Regions from separate parts of the Homo sapiens genome. Here all the other regions are linked to region 1. The links are chromatin contacts, found by Hi-C or POLR2A ChIA-PET in ENCODE. All regions are on one chromosome and are shown on one strand. The core of a region is the stretch at or near the end of the contact, and the rest is flanking DNA. Distances in the headings are between cores, read along the strand shown. Region 1 overlaps JMJD1C (jumonji domain containing 1C). Region 2 overlaps ZNF365 (zinc finger protein 365). Region 3 has its middle 72 kb from the start of ADO. Region 4 holds the start of RTKN2 (rhotekin 2).

Region 1 (3,445 bases), core at 635-3,134:
CTATTTAAGAAGCATGATATACTTTGGACTTCCACTTGTAAATGATTATAAGTACTCATGTCCTTGTAAGAGTATTCAAATTTGATCATTGTCAGCTAGTTTTCTTAGATTTCTGGTAGCCAAATTTTACTTGGCTTTCAATGAGACATCTTAAAACGTGAGAATTTTTTTAGCTTAGAAATCCTTTTTTCAAATTAACTTAGAATAATTTAAATCATTGGTCGGCTTGTTGAAATTTACCCTTAGAACTCTGGCCTACCTTGAAAAGGAGAGCTCTCTTCAGAAGAATGTTTTTCATATTATAAAATGACTAGGTCTCATAGGAAATGCAAGCCACCTGTATTATTTGCGTAAGAAAGAGGCACTCCAGAAGGAGAACTTTACTTCTTTTTCAAATCCTACTTAATTGAATTGTATCTTTAGCCACTTAGATAATACCTTTTGTGGACCTTTTTGTTAACCTTCATGAGTTGACCTGATATGGTACTGTTTGAAAAGAAATAGATCATTTGATAATGTTCAAGGATTAAAAGTCCTCTTGAGAAGATGCCAGTGTTTTCTAGTTTACTTAAAAACTAAACTGACAGAGATATAATATGAAAAAACATTTTTTACAGTAGGGATCAGCCGAATATCCCTGTTTATGTTACATATTTCATGTCAATTGGTCACGTAGTGGTGGACACTTTTAAAGCCTAAATACAATAAATGCTCTTGAATTTCTTACAAACTTTTTGTCACTTAAGTAAAATAATAAATAGGATTTTATGAAATCCTATAGGATTTTATGTAATTGAAAAGTGTTAAATGATAACAGTAGAAGGAAATAGCTAAATAATGTGAGGATTTTCTATTTTGAAAATGTGATTTCTCACCCAAATAATAGTAATTTTGATAAATAATAGAGTGCTTAAAAGGTTAGCCTAGGATATGGGAGAGAGGATATTACTGTGACTAGATTTTCTGATCTTAAATATCGAAAATAAGTGAGAATATAAGAGAGTTTTTCCTGTTTTTTAATTAAGAAAATATTATTTGTAACTTCATGATGTAGATAGCATAGAAATAAGACTTGCTTAAATTTAATATTAAATTTTTAACTTTGAAACATTGTTACAGATTGCAGTGAGTCAACCTGAAATTCCTCTTAGGAATTTCTTAAATATAGAAATTAACTCCTTAAAAGCCACTCCAAACCAAACATCTTGAAGTTTTTCCCTGGAGTATGTTTATTGTTATTAACAAAATGTTATATATTTTTTAAGACAGAATAAGAGAAAGGGGAAACACAATGATTTTGAAATGCCTGGTAATTTGTACTGTCTATGCCAAAATCTTTGTTTTGTGTGGAAATATTAACACAAATTACCCTGTAGCTAGAAAGATTTCTCCATGTGATATAGGTAACTTAGAAATTGAGTTGATTATTAATTCTGTTTTCCGAACTTTTTTCCAGTTAAAAAATTTTTTTATAGTAAAGCAGCTGTGTTTTTAAAATGGTGGAATTTTGTTTTCATTTTCAAGTTTTTAGAACAGTACCATGAATATAAGACACTTGTATTTTATTTAATCTTCATCTACTTTGAAAGTGAGTGTGATAGTCATAAAGAAATTTATACATTGTATCCCTGTTTCCTTCCTCTTCCTACCCTGGCTCTGTCCCTGTCATCCCCACCCAAGATACGAGTTAAATCTCATATGTTAAAGGTATCTTCTTAAAGGAATCAAATGACCTTGGATTGACTTTTTTTAAAAGAAGTAGTGGAGATTTGGACTTGACTGCAAAGTAGAGTTTTGTGTAGTACTTCTTACCGGACTCTCTCTACTCCCTTCCTCCATGCTTCTCTCACCGAAGCTGCGGGATTTTTATCTGTGCTTGGTGCAGGGGCGGGGGTGGGAGTGCAAGGGGTGGAGTTAAAAGACCAGATACTTCCTGATCATTTAAAATCCTGCTTAATGTGAATGAGCTAGACAAAAAGTGTACATTGAAATAATAACTACTCTCTTTAATAAGAAATAATACAGTTAAAAAAAAAAGGTGGGGGTAAATAGCTCTACAACCCAGTTTACTGTTTCAAAAGCAATTTCTCTTTTTAAGCAGACATTTTTACACACATGCATATTTTATTACATCCCTTTTTAAAAGTAAACAGTTGGGACTTAGTATACTCAAATATGCCCATATCACATGTAGATCTAGTTTGTTTCTTTTAAATAAACACAGATACCTTATGGTGTAGATAAAAGCATTAGTTTATAATATGAAAATTAATATTAGGTACCCTAAGACTCTGTAGTGATAATGACATTGATACATTGTATTGGTGTGTGTTCCTTCATAATTTCAGGATACTACCCAGAAAATTATCATTAGAAATTTTTTTTTTCTTGGCAGACTTTCAAACCTCTGGTTGAAAGAAATATACCCAGTTCAGTCACTGCAGTAGAATTCCTTGTAGATAAGCAACTGGATTTTTTAACTGAAGATAGTGCCTTTCAGCCCTACCAGGTAAGAAATTTTAGATTACTTTTTAAAATTAAAGGTTAATTAAACTTTATTGATATTCAGACATTCTTTAAACAATATTCTTTAAATATCATTTCATCTAACTTCTAGTTGTGTGAAAAACCCAATGAATGCAGTCAGTTGATTTTGCTTATAGGATAAACGATTTATTAATTCAATTAACAATATATACTGAGAACCTACTATGAGCCAGGCAGTGTTCTGTTGCAAGGAATACAGAAGTAAACAAAATAAAGTATCTGACATTCTAAATAATCATTATTAGAAAATAATTGGTTAAATATTAGTATAAATTGTCTTCAATGCTAAACGTTAAGAATTGGGTAAATTAATATAATTAAATGAGATTAGTGTTTATGTATACCTATCAGTTTAGCATAATAGTTCTTTTTTTAAAGGGGAAATTTTTTTAGATTGTCAGTAATTGAATGATTTTATATATAAATTTCAGTTCTCCATTATTGCAATTTAAATACAAATACATTTAATTAGGAAAACATTTTCCAGTTGACTATTAGCTTTTAATTATGTGAAGAAACTCATCAAAAGTATTAAGCTAAATATTTTTTAAGATTGTTGAAATTACCAGTTAATTTTTTCAGGTATAAGTAAAGCTCACAGAATTGTGTGTGTGTGTGTGTGTGTGTGTGTGTGTGTGTGTGTGTGTGTGTGTATGTGTATTTTTTTTTTTTTTTTTTTCCGTGATGGAGTCTCACTCTTTCACCCAGGCTGGAATGCAGTGGCACGTTCTTGGTTCACTGCAACTTCCGCCTCCTGGGTTCAAGCAATGCTCCTGCCTCAGCCTCCAGAGCAGCTGGGATGACAGGCACACACCACCACGCCCAGCTAATTTTTGTATTTTTAATAGAGATGGGGTTTCACAATGTTGGCCAGACTGGTCTCGAACTCCTGACCTCA
Region 2 (3,093 bases), core at 418-2,917, 880 kb after region 1:
CTGACACTTCCTATAGAATCACACATCCTTACAAAACTTTGGGAATTACATATGTATAAAAACAGACAACAGGCTGGCTCTAATAATGATTCACTCAAAGAAATGCTAGTGATACCAGCCCCTGTTTTTTCTAGTTTCCCAACCAGGATCAAACATAAACCCTAATTCCATAATAATTCCATCATCTTTCAGTAGCTAAGAAATATCCACACACAAGAAATAAGAGTCCTTCTGGAAAAGAATTTTTTTCATCGTCAAGTTTCAAGTTTATTTCCAGATGTTTCCATATTAGCCCTCAATAGAAGATGTGTACTTTTCAAGGTCTTCATTATTCAGGCCATGAACACAAGCCAATTTTTAAGCTCTACCGTCATTCACTTTGATCTGCTTCCTACATGAGCCACAAACTTTAACTAGCAGCAAACGAGTGGCGGGCCCATGTGAATGCATCCCCAGCCCTTTCATGGTTCTTGCTTATGGTTTAGGTCCTTTGGGATGGAGTATTCTGGAAATACACCACAGGAAAATGGTTACTACTTCTTATTTCCAACATTAAGGCTTCAATTCATTTGGAGTCTGAGAATCCAAATTTCTACAAGCCTGTTGTAGAGATTTCCTGGGAGATATTTAGGATAACTGAATGATGCAACTGTCTCCAAACTGTACTTACAGGGCAAACAACCAAAAGTTAAAAAAAAAAGTACCATTTTTAAAAATTCATTTCGGTCAATATTTCCTACATCTTATTATGGAAATGGTTCACATATATTAAGGAAAATATAAAAATTGACCTTTTGGAGGATTCAACTGGGCAGGGACAGAATCAGCTTTTGTTCTCTGTTCTAAGTCCAGCACTCAACACATTTGTGTTTGACACACAATATTGAATAAGTATTTGTTGTAATTAATGTTTATAAAGGACAAGGAAGAAACTAAAAATGACCCAAAATCCCACCACTCAGAAGCAACTACTGTCAATATCCAGTATATTTTTTTCCTGTCATTTATCTCTGTGCACATTTACCATTCCAGGGCTTTCATGCTATACAGTCTAGCATATGCGAAGACAGCAACATTTGATGGCTTAATCTCAGGGGATTAGCATCACAAAAGCAAGAGAACAAATTTGAATGCAACACCTTTTATGATTGTGGCTGTATTTTTCAATCACATATTTTGCCACTGTTTCTACATGAAACTTTTAAAAATTAATATTAATGCTGATATTAATTTTTAATATTAATTTTAATACGCTCCTGGAATGTTATGCCATGTCACAGAAAAGAAGGATCTTTTTTCTAACTTCTCTCAACCAATTATCTTGTGCCCTGAAGCTGAGAAGTTAATACCTTCTGTATTTTTCAACCAACCTGGCACAAACTGCTAACCTAATTTCAGTTTGTAGATGTATTACATCAACTAGGGTGGAAAAAAACAGTTAAAACAAGCTTGATGGTATCCTATGATTTTGTTTTAAAAGACAGGTTAAACACAAGAGAAAGACTGGAGAAGTTCATCATACTGAGATTGTGTAGGGTATCTTTGTTAGATGAAAAAGGGATCAAAACCAAGTGACTAATTGTGGAATATCATGTGTGTACATCTCAGATCCACCGTTCATTCACATCCTGTTCAGTCTGGATGAATATCCAGAACCACCTCTTATTTCCCCAAAGAATCTTGGGGTTTTTCTGAATGGAAAAGAAAAGGGGTTAAACACATTGCATTTGTAACCTCTTTCATAATTACACTCCAAACAATAAAATATCCATTCAAAGTGCAAGACAGACCAATAGATTTCAACGTAAGAAAGTACAAAATGTTCACTGATATGGTTTCAGATCCCACATTGCAATGACTCTTTAAGAAACTACCAACTGTCACATTTGGCACAGCATCAAAGCAAAATATCCATGATTATCTGAGAAGGCTATTAAAATACCCCTCCATTTCCTACTATGTATCTGTGGGAGACTAGATTTTCTTCATCTGTTTCAACCAAAACAACAAATTTGCAACAGACTGAATGTGGAACTACCAAAGTCCAGCTGCCTTCTATGAAGCCACACATAAACTTTTAAAACAATACCGCTCTTTTCACTAAATTATTTTTGGGAAAACAGTTATTTTTCATAAAAATATGTTATTTACGTTAGCATATAATGGATACATGTAGTGAGAGAGTCAAACAATGAAAGAAGGAAATACCGAAATAAACACGTAATTACAAAGCTAGTTAAAAGTGACTAAGAAGAAGAATAATATGATGCTATCGGACAGAACAGTAGAAGACTTGTGTGGTTTTATTTCTGGTTCTCAACCCTGTGACTCAGAATACAGTGTGAAAGCTGGAAGGCCAGATGAGAAGATAAGGGCCAACCTGAGTGAAACTCAATCAGGGTGTGGGTGCAGACCAGTGTTGGGGAAATTTAACTGGTTCTAAGCCACTTCCGGCCCCATCTTCGACTTCTTCTTTATTTAAAAAAAAAAAAAAAGGCCAAATATTATTAAATCAGAGGTTTTAGGCTTCAGTAGAAAACATGCTTATTTAAAGCAATATTTGACACTAAAAAAAAAAATACCAGTACAATATAAGAAACTGACCTTGAAGCTCATTATTATGCAGAATGATTTCCAGATCTGGAAATCTGTCAGATGGATAGGTATCCAGAAACCAACACAGTAGAAGAGGAGCAATGAGGGAAAAAGCCCTTTCCAGAGAGCCAAACCTTCAGTTATATCCATTCACACATGCGTTCATTAATTTACAGGATGACCATATGGTCTGAAAAATAGATAATATTATTTCATTTTTTACAGATGGAATCCTCTCAGTTACTTCTTCTGAGATGGGTTAAAGACAGGTTAATTCAGAAAAATCAAAGACATGCTATCATGTGACCAATACACCCTAGAAGCATGTGCAGAGAGTAATGGAAATATGCGTTCACGCACTGTGGTGCTCACTGCAATTTTGCACAGGCATTGAACTATGCATTTTAATGAGTGACAACACGTTGATCCTATCATGTATTATAATCTACTATCAACAAACCATTTCTTATGTCTATTTTAACTTCCTTCATTTTTGCA
Region 3 (3,470 bases), core at 111-2,610, 530 kb after region 1:
TTACTCCATAGTCATATCTAATTTCTAAGTGTTCATTGGCCCCATATAGGCTTCAGGAATTCCTAGTACTGCCTTCCTTGGAGTTTACTGTCATTGGATCGATTAGCAAAGGGTAAATGCATGAAACTTTCCATTTCTCTTTATGCTTGTGTCTATAATTTGGGTAAGATGGCAGGTGATGGTTTGGGGATCTAGGCTGAGGTCTCATGAGCTAAGAGGATTGGCTGATTAGGAGCACATCATGATACACTTGTTTCCTTTCATACCTTCTCTGTTTCTCTCTCTCTCTCTCTCTCTCTCTCTCTCTTTTCTAGGCACCTTGACCTACTTTTGTCCTTAATCTTGCCAAGCACGTTTCCCCCTCGGCCCTTTTACCAGGTATGTTCCCCCAGTAATCTCTCTCATCTGTTCAGGTTTTTTCAATGTTATCTTCTTCATTGACCCCTCTCTCTGAAGTGCTACCCCCTCCCCAGGCCAATCTCAATTCTCTAATCTTAGTTTATTTTTGCTTCATGGTGCTGCTCATTACTACAGAATATTATGTTCAATAGCTCTTTATCTATGTGCAGATTTTCTATCCTCTTCACTAGAGTGCAAGACTTTGAGAGCACAGACTTTGCCTGTTTATTGTTGTATCCCAATGCCTAGACGAGTGCCTGAACATAGCAGGTGTTAGGAAATGTTTGTTGAATGAGTGAATGGAGTGTTGAAAGTAAGGAGACTTTTCTAGGCCAGGGGTTTCCTGCCAAGTCATGTGCCAGCTCCAGAGAGCAATGCTTATGGAGACAAGGCAAGAAGCCACAGCAAGGCGTGTGGTAAGGGCTGGTGGTAAAAGCTGATCTGGGAGCCACAGATCACAGCAGTAGTCAGAAAGCACAGTGTTTTCTAGGAAATTCTGGATCAATGTCAGAATCCAAGTGAATGACAATGACAGCAGATGTGAGTTCCTAGCACAGATAACTCACGGGAGGCACTTTCTCAGATGCGAAGCTTTCCAAATGCTTATTGCTGGAATGGAGCCCACATGGGCCCTGAGAAGCTCTGAGGCTGAGCTCAATTCAGAGGTGGTAAAGTAGTTAACCCAAGGTGGTTGGTGATGGAGGCCTAACTGCTGTGAAGCCATCATTGATGAATCCATTCTGTTCTGCAGAAGAGAGAGCCATGTCTTCCAAACCAGTTCCCAATGCACTATAGCCTCCCTTTACAGATCCTTGTCTCCCAACCCCACCACCCCAAAATACTTTTTTTTTCAAAGAAGTTATGGTGCTGACAATCCCCCAGGGACCAGTGGTCCACTCACTTCTTATGTCGGGGAAATCCACTCGACAGCAAAGGGCTCTGTGCTGGCTGGGAATCCCCACTGCAGCAGCAATCTTTGTGGGGCTGAGCTGCAAACGCTTTTCAGATTTAGCACGCAGCCTCATGAGGAGGAATAGTTGCAGTTGCCTCTGCTGAGAAACAAAGCTGATGACACTGAAACATCTGGGAAATGGGAATATTATTTCTAGAAGATGAAAACAAATGTCCAAGCTGGAAGTGCTGCTGGCACTGACCTTTGTGTGCCTGGTTCTCCCACCCCCAAATCAATTTGTACACTCCTAGGATCTGTGTAGGTGGAAAGACTTTGCTGTGTATTTGTAACTCAGCTCATTATCTGAGGGTAAGAAGAAAAGAGGCTTGGCGTGGCTTTCAGAGGAAGTAAGGTGAAGACTGTTCTCCCCCAAACAACTAAATAAACCACGTAGACCTTTCATGACTCAGAAACCACAGACTCCACAGCTAACATGCATCTATTCATTCTTGTCTACAAGTATTGATTGAGAGCCTGTTGTGTGACTAACACAGTGCTTGGGTTGAGAACGTAATGGTAAAACAAGATTCACTCTCTCCCTTCAAAAGCAGGTAATCCCACTCTAATGTGGTACATTCTACAACATGGAGGCAGTGGAATATAGTAGCAAGGAAGGTAGATTGGGTTTTGCCACTAACTAGCTGTGTGACCTTGGGCAAATCACTCTGCTTCTCTGAGCTTCAATTTTCTCATCTATATTTCAGGGAAATTACCCACGTTATGGGATTTAATAAAGTCATATTTACTATCAATGTTTAGCCTAGGTGCCAATAAATATTAGCTATGGTCTGGTTATGATTTTATGATAAGTGTTATAGAATGCTGTGGGGTACATTTATATATTGAAATATGCTATTTCTGGGCAAATATAACTATGTTCAGGATAAAGCCTAGAAAAAGTTTGAGTAATTGGAGGTGCTATGTTTTGCTTCTTGCTTGAGAGACCCTCTCTCTGAGTCTCTCTCCTTTCCCCTTTCCTGGAGCCCTGTGTTCTCTGGATCTCCCTTGGATTTTCTCCACCAAAATTTCCTCTCAGTGGATTGACAGATTGGAAGGAATCTAAGGACAGTATGCACATGGCATTGTCATTGATTTAGAGCATCACCCTTCCTGGAGGTATTCACATCTCACCCAGAAAATAGTGAGGTGTCAGTAAAAACTGCCTTCTGAAAGTAATTAAAGAGTTTGGTATTTGCATAGGGAGAGACAAATTGAGAGGGAAAAGTTCCAGAAACAGACCCATGAATACATGGAAATTTGGTTTATAACAGAGATGGCAACACAAATCTGCAGAGAAAGAGTGAACTACTCAAGTGCTGGGATAATTAGCTATGGAAAAAAAGAAATATCCCTATGTCATACTCTATACCCAGGTAAATTACAGATGGAATTAAGACCTCAGTATGAAAGGGAAAGTTTAAAACTTTGAGTTGCAAACATAGGGCACTTTAAAACATCAGAGCTATGTCTCAAAAGGCATACATCCAAAGGAAGAGACTTATATTGAAATATTATACTTGTGTGCCAACAAAGACACAATAGAGAGTTAAAATATAAGCTGCAGACTGAAAGAAGATACTTATAATGCCTACAGATAGCAAAAATTCTTGATACAGATGTATGTTTTAAATTCCTACAAATTAATAGGAAAAGATAATCCAATAAAAATGGACAACTAATATGAACTGGACAGTCATGGAAAAAAGAAAGAAACAACTCAGTCTCATTAATATCAAGTGAAATCCAAATCAAAACCATAGTGTGATATGATTTCAAACCCCTGAGGCTGGCAAAAATGATAATATCTGATAAAACCAAGTTTGTCAAGGATGCAGGGAAACAAATATTCTTATACATTGCTGGTGGGAGTGTAAGTTGGTGAGTCTATGCTGGAGAGTGCATTGGCAATATCTGTCAAAGTTGAAGATGTATATATCCTAAGATTTAGTCATTCTACTTCTAGGTATGTAAGCTAAAAGTCTCTTGCACATGTATACAAAGTGACAGGTGAACATATGTTCATTGCATCATTGTTTGTAAAGGCAAAAACTGGAAATCATTTAAATGCCTATCAATGAAAAGATGGACAAGTTGTGAATTAGTCATGTAATGCAGTACT
Region 4 (3,044 bases), core at 134-2,633, 1.0 Mb after region 1:
AGTACTATGTGTCTGATGATGGGCTCGCGGTGTGTTTTTCTTTTGAGTCAGGTACTACAGCTAGGCTCATGCAGCCTCATACTGAGTAGGAGATAATTATACCACAAAGTGGTAGCATAAGACAGAGATGTGCATTGGAGGAAAGGGCACATAATGATTCTGAAATTCAGACCTGTGTTTGTAGAAAACGAGGTGAGCTCCGTGTTGATAATTTTGAACACATATTTTATTGTTGTAAGGATATGGGTCATTCATAATGCAAGGGGACCATCATTCCCAACTGGGAAGCTTCTAGTATCACCTAGTCCAAAAGGTCTTAAAGAGGCATTTTACCTATTTGAGGAAGGGTATCCATTATATTTTTAAAGTACATTCTCAAACCAACTGCTTTTAAAAGGGTCTTGCAGTTAAAATGACCACATAATATCCACTACGGGATAAGTGCAAGATTGGTGCAACATTGGGACAACAGACCCAGACAGGGTCTGTCCCAGGCAAATGAAAAAACATGGGCACCTATTTATGGAGGAAAAATGCCCAAGGGTTTCTAGGCGATGAGGGCTGGAGGGTTGATTTGGTAGACTCTTCAAGAAGAGGCTTCCTCTTGCCTTTTCAAGGGGGAAATAAAGATAAACTAGGGACAATGAATTTTAAGGACTTTTCAAGGGTGTGATATCTTTGCTGCTTTCATTTTGATTTTTAAAAATCCCATGTTTCCCTTTATAATTAACAAAATCCATGAATTAAAATGGGTCTTTGTGCTAATCTTTAGGGCAGCAAGAAATGAGGCTCTTGAGAAATAGTACCCCATTTTGCTATCACCTTAGATGTTGGAGAGGGAAAGAGAGGGCGAGAGAGCTGAAAGAAATCCTTCGCAAGAAAACAAAGTAAGTGGACAGAGTAGTTGGCGGGGAACATCTGGGATTATAAACACTGGGGGCAAAGACAAGACCTTGTGAAATGCCTGACATAGTATCTCACGAACCTGATGAATAAAACCATGATATCTGGGTGACCCTGGTGACAACGCTGGGAAAGGTGAGAGGAAACAGAGAGCGCTGTGTTTGAGAGTAATGTTATTGGTTCTTTAGGAACGAGACCGTGGGCTCTTAGTGACGCTGTGGGTTCCTGAGTTGTCTGGGAGTACAGGGACTGCAGCCTCGAGTCTGTCCAGCTACGATCACTTTGGAAGGCCTTCGGTGGGATGCGGGCAGAAAGCTCCCAGTGCAAAGGGCGTGCCACGAAAACCACCAGCCAGAAACCTGAGCTGGGACAGGTGCGCTCCGCCGCCGAAGCTTTCCCCGCGGCCCCTCCCACTCCCGTCCCAGGCCCGCCCACATCCCTGTCCGGGACTTAAGTCCGGCACCGCCGCCCTCTCCCCCGCCCCGCCGCGCTAGAGCCTGGGGTCTCGGCAACTTCCGGCGGCGGGAGCTGCAGAGCGCAAGGCGCGCCCACTGCGCGTGCGCTTCGGCCCGGCTCCTCCTGCGCCCCCGGCCCCTGCGACTGGGACTTGGTACGGCCGGGCGGTTGGCGTCCTCTGCGGCTCCTGCCAGGGGCGGGCTTTTCAAATCTTCCCTTTGAAGGAGTGGCGACGGCCCGGACAGTTCGCGTTGGAGATGGAGGGGCCGAGCCTGAGGGGTCCTGCGCTCCGCCTGGCGGGGCTTCCCACCCAGCAGGTGAGTTGCGGGAGGGACCCTGCCGCGGAAGGTGAGGGAGCCGGGGTTCTGTTCCTCGCGCATTTGCTTTGTGGAGGAGTCGGGAAAGCCTCTCCCCCGCTCCTCTATTTCAGCGGTGGCCAGAAACAAAGGGAGGGATTAGGAGACTGCGCTCTTGGGGCTCTAAAGGGCCTGGACATCGGAACCCCCGAGTTTCTCAGGCAGCTGAGGTCCGGATTGGGAAGGCGGTGCCGGGGTCCAGGCGCGCGTTTGCGGGCGCACCTGTCCGCTGCCCTCCCCAGGCTTTGGACGCCTGTCTTTTTGCAGGTGTAGGTGATGCCGGGGAAATGGGAGCCCCTCGATTCCCAAGAAACCCAGCGAGGCCAGTGGACAGCTGGCTTATTACGGATTTAATGGGAAGCACAGTAATGGAGCGATGTCTACACACAACACAGAACTGGTTGGGGGGAGGGGGTTCGGAGCGGAGTAGAGGCAAACAGCAACCTCTGCACTTTAGAAAAAGTTGAAGGTTTGATACTGGGTTCTTTCTCAAATCATTTGAAAGGAAAGAGGGAGTACACGTGACATTGGATAGAAGTTTGATGTTTGCTTTTGAGCCATGTAAAATGCGTTAGAAACCTTTTTATTTTACTTTTTACTAAACCAACATTATTTCTTGGCAGCATCAGTTATTAAAATGTTACCACTTTTCACTCTTAACCATAACTTTAGGGTCTTAAAAGAAAACTCTGATGTCTTTAAGCTGGACCTTCACTTCTATTTTAATCTCTACCTTCTTTTACCTACTTCAGAAATAGGTTAAGCCATATGAAATTGCCAGTTTTGTAGGTCAAAATTGGTAGAATATTTGCAATTTCATTCATATGGAGGCACCTGATATCTTTGTTTAAAAATCTGGGATTTCCTTAGCAGACACAAAATTATTAGTTTTCAATAATACTGTGAAAAATAAAGCAAGACATTAAGATTCATTATGCAAAAGAAGTCCAGTGTCTTTATCAGTAATACTTATGCTGTTTTATGCCAGCATTTTCAAAAATTTCAAAGATTTTGATGTACTTTTTTTCAGTCCTGTCCTGTTATGTACTTTGGCTGTCCTGATTGCTAACAAAATCTTGATTTATAGTGAATTGCCATTCTATTGATGTTCTTGCACCTATCATATAGGTGTAGGTGTAGCTGTCCAGGTGTATTTATTGAGCTGCAGGCTGCAAGAATAGGAATGGTACAGAAGCGACAAGAGGATAAAATCATGAAGTTTAGTTGCATGGAATGAAAATAAATGTTTAAATATACATAAAGCCTGGGTTATTTACATGTGGGAAGATACAATACTTAATTTCTTAGGCAGGACAAAATCAAAATGAT

What was found. Hi-C counts contacts between places; a loop is a spot of excess contacts on that map. ChIA-PET counts read pairs that join two places held with the same protein, here RNA polymerase II (POLR2A). Pooled maps may share reads with other maps.
Region 2: a map of CD4-positive, alpha-beta memory T cell shows a loop between it and region 1 (7-fold over the local background). The contact joins two enhancer-like sites. A Hi-C loop is called at or near these places in 1 of 168 maps with a recorded cell type or tissue (CD4-positive, alpha-beta memory T cell) and 4 of 50 pooled maps. POLR2A ChIA-PET finds 5 or more read pairs at or near these places in 2 of 52 experiments (PC-9 and WTC11).
Region 3: a map of naive thymus-derived CD4-positive, alpha-beta T cell shows a loop between it and region 1 (6-fold over the local background). The contact joins two enhancer-like sites. A Hi-C loop is called at or near these places in 1 of 168 maps with a recorded cell type or tissue (naive thymus-derived CD4-positive, alpha-beta T cell), 1 of 37 single-sample maps with no recorded cell type and 10 of 50 pooled maps. POLR2A ChIA-PET finds 5 or more read pairs at or near these places in 1 of 52 experiments (H1).
Region 4: a map of PC-3 shows a loop between it and region 1 (2.3-fold over the local background). The contact joins the promoter of RTKN2 here to the enhancer-like site in region 1. A Hi-C loop is called at or near these places in 1 of 168 maps with a recorded cell type or tissue (PC-3) and 5 of 50 pooled maps. POLR2A ChIA-PET finds 5 or more read pairs at or near these places in 1 of 52 experiments (Panc1).

Annotation. Positions count from the first base shown.
Region 1 is chr10:63,263,715-63,267,159 of GRCh38, reverse strand. It overlaps JMJD1C (jumonji domain containing 1C), which reads left to right. Exons shown (of 26, transcript NM_032776.3): 3 at 2,396-2,509. Among named protein-coding and RNA genes, the nearest start is that of MIR1296, 110 kb to the left of the region's middle. Within about 2 kb of position 1,884, at least 24 of the 41 ENCODE cell types and tissues checked have a DNase peak (open chromatin) inside an H3K27ac peak, as active enhancers do; they include Panc1, where a contact is called at or near this core.
Region 2 is chr10:62,383,510-62,386,602 of GRCh38, reverse strand. The region is part of intron 2 of ZNF365 (zinc finger protein 365); the gene reads right to left. Among named protein-coding and RNA genes, the nearest start is that of ZNF365, 11 kb to the right of the region's middle. RefSeq lists an enhancer at 1,788-2,987. Within about 2 kb of position 1,667, at least 5 of the 41 ENCODE cell types and tissues checked have a DNase peak (open chromatin) inside an H3K27ac peak, as active enhancers do.
Region 3 is chr10:62,731,426-62,734,895 of GRCh38, reverse strand. No RefSeq gene overlaps it. Among named protein-coding and RNA genes, the nearest start is that of ADO, 72 kb to the left of the region's middle. Within about 2 kb of position 1,360, at least 6 of the 41 ENCODE cell types and tissues checked have a DNase peak (open chromatin) inside an H3K27ac peak, as active enhancers do.
Region 4 is chr10:62,267,183-62,270,226 of GRCh38, reverse strand. It overlaps RTKN2 (rhotekin 2), which reads left to right and starts at 1,383. Exons shown (of 12, transcript NM_145307.4): 1 at 1,383-1,676. The coding sequence starts at 1,617. All of the region lies in intron 1 of LINC02621 (long intergenic non-protein coding RNA 2621), which reads right to left. RefSeq lists a silencer at 1,302-1,631.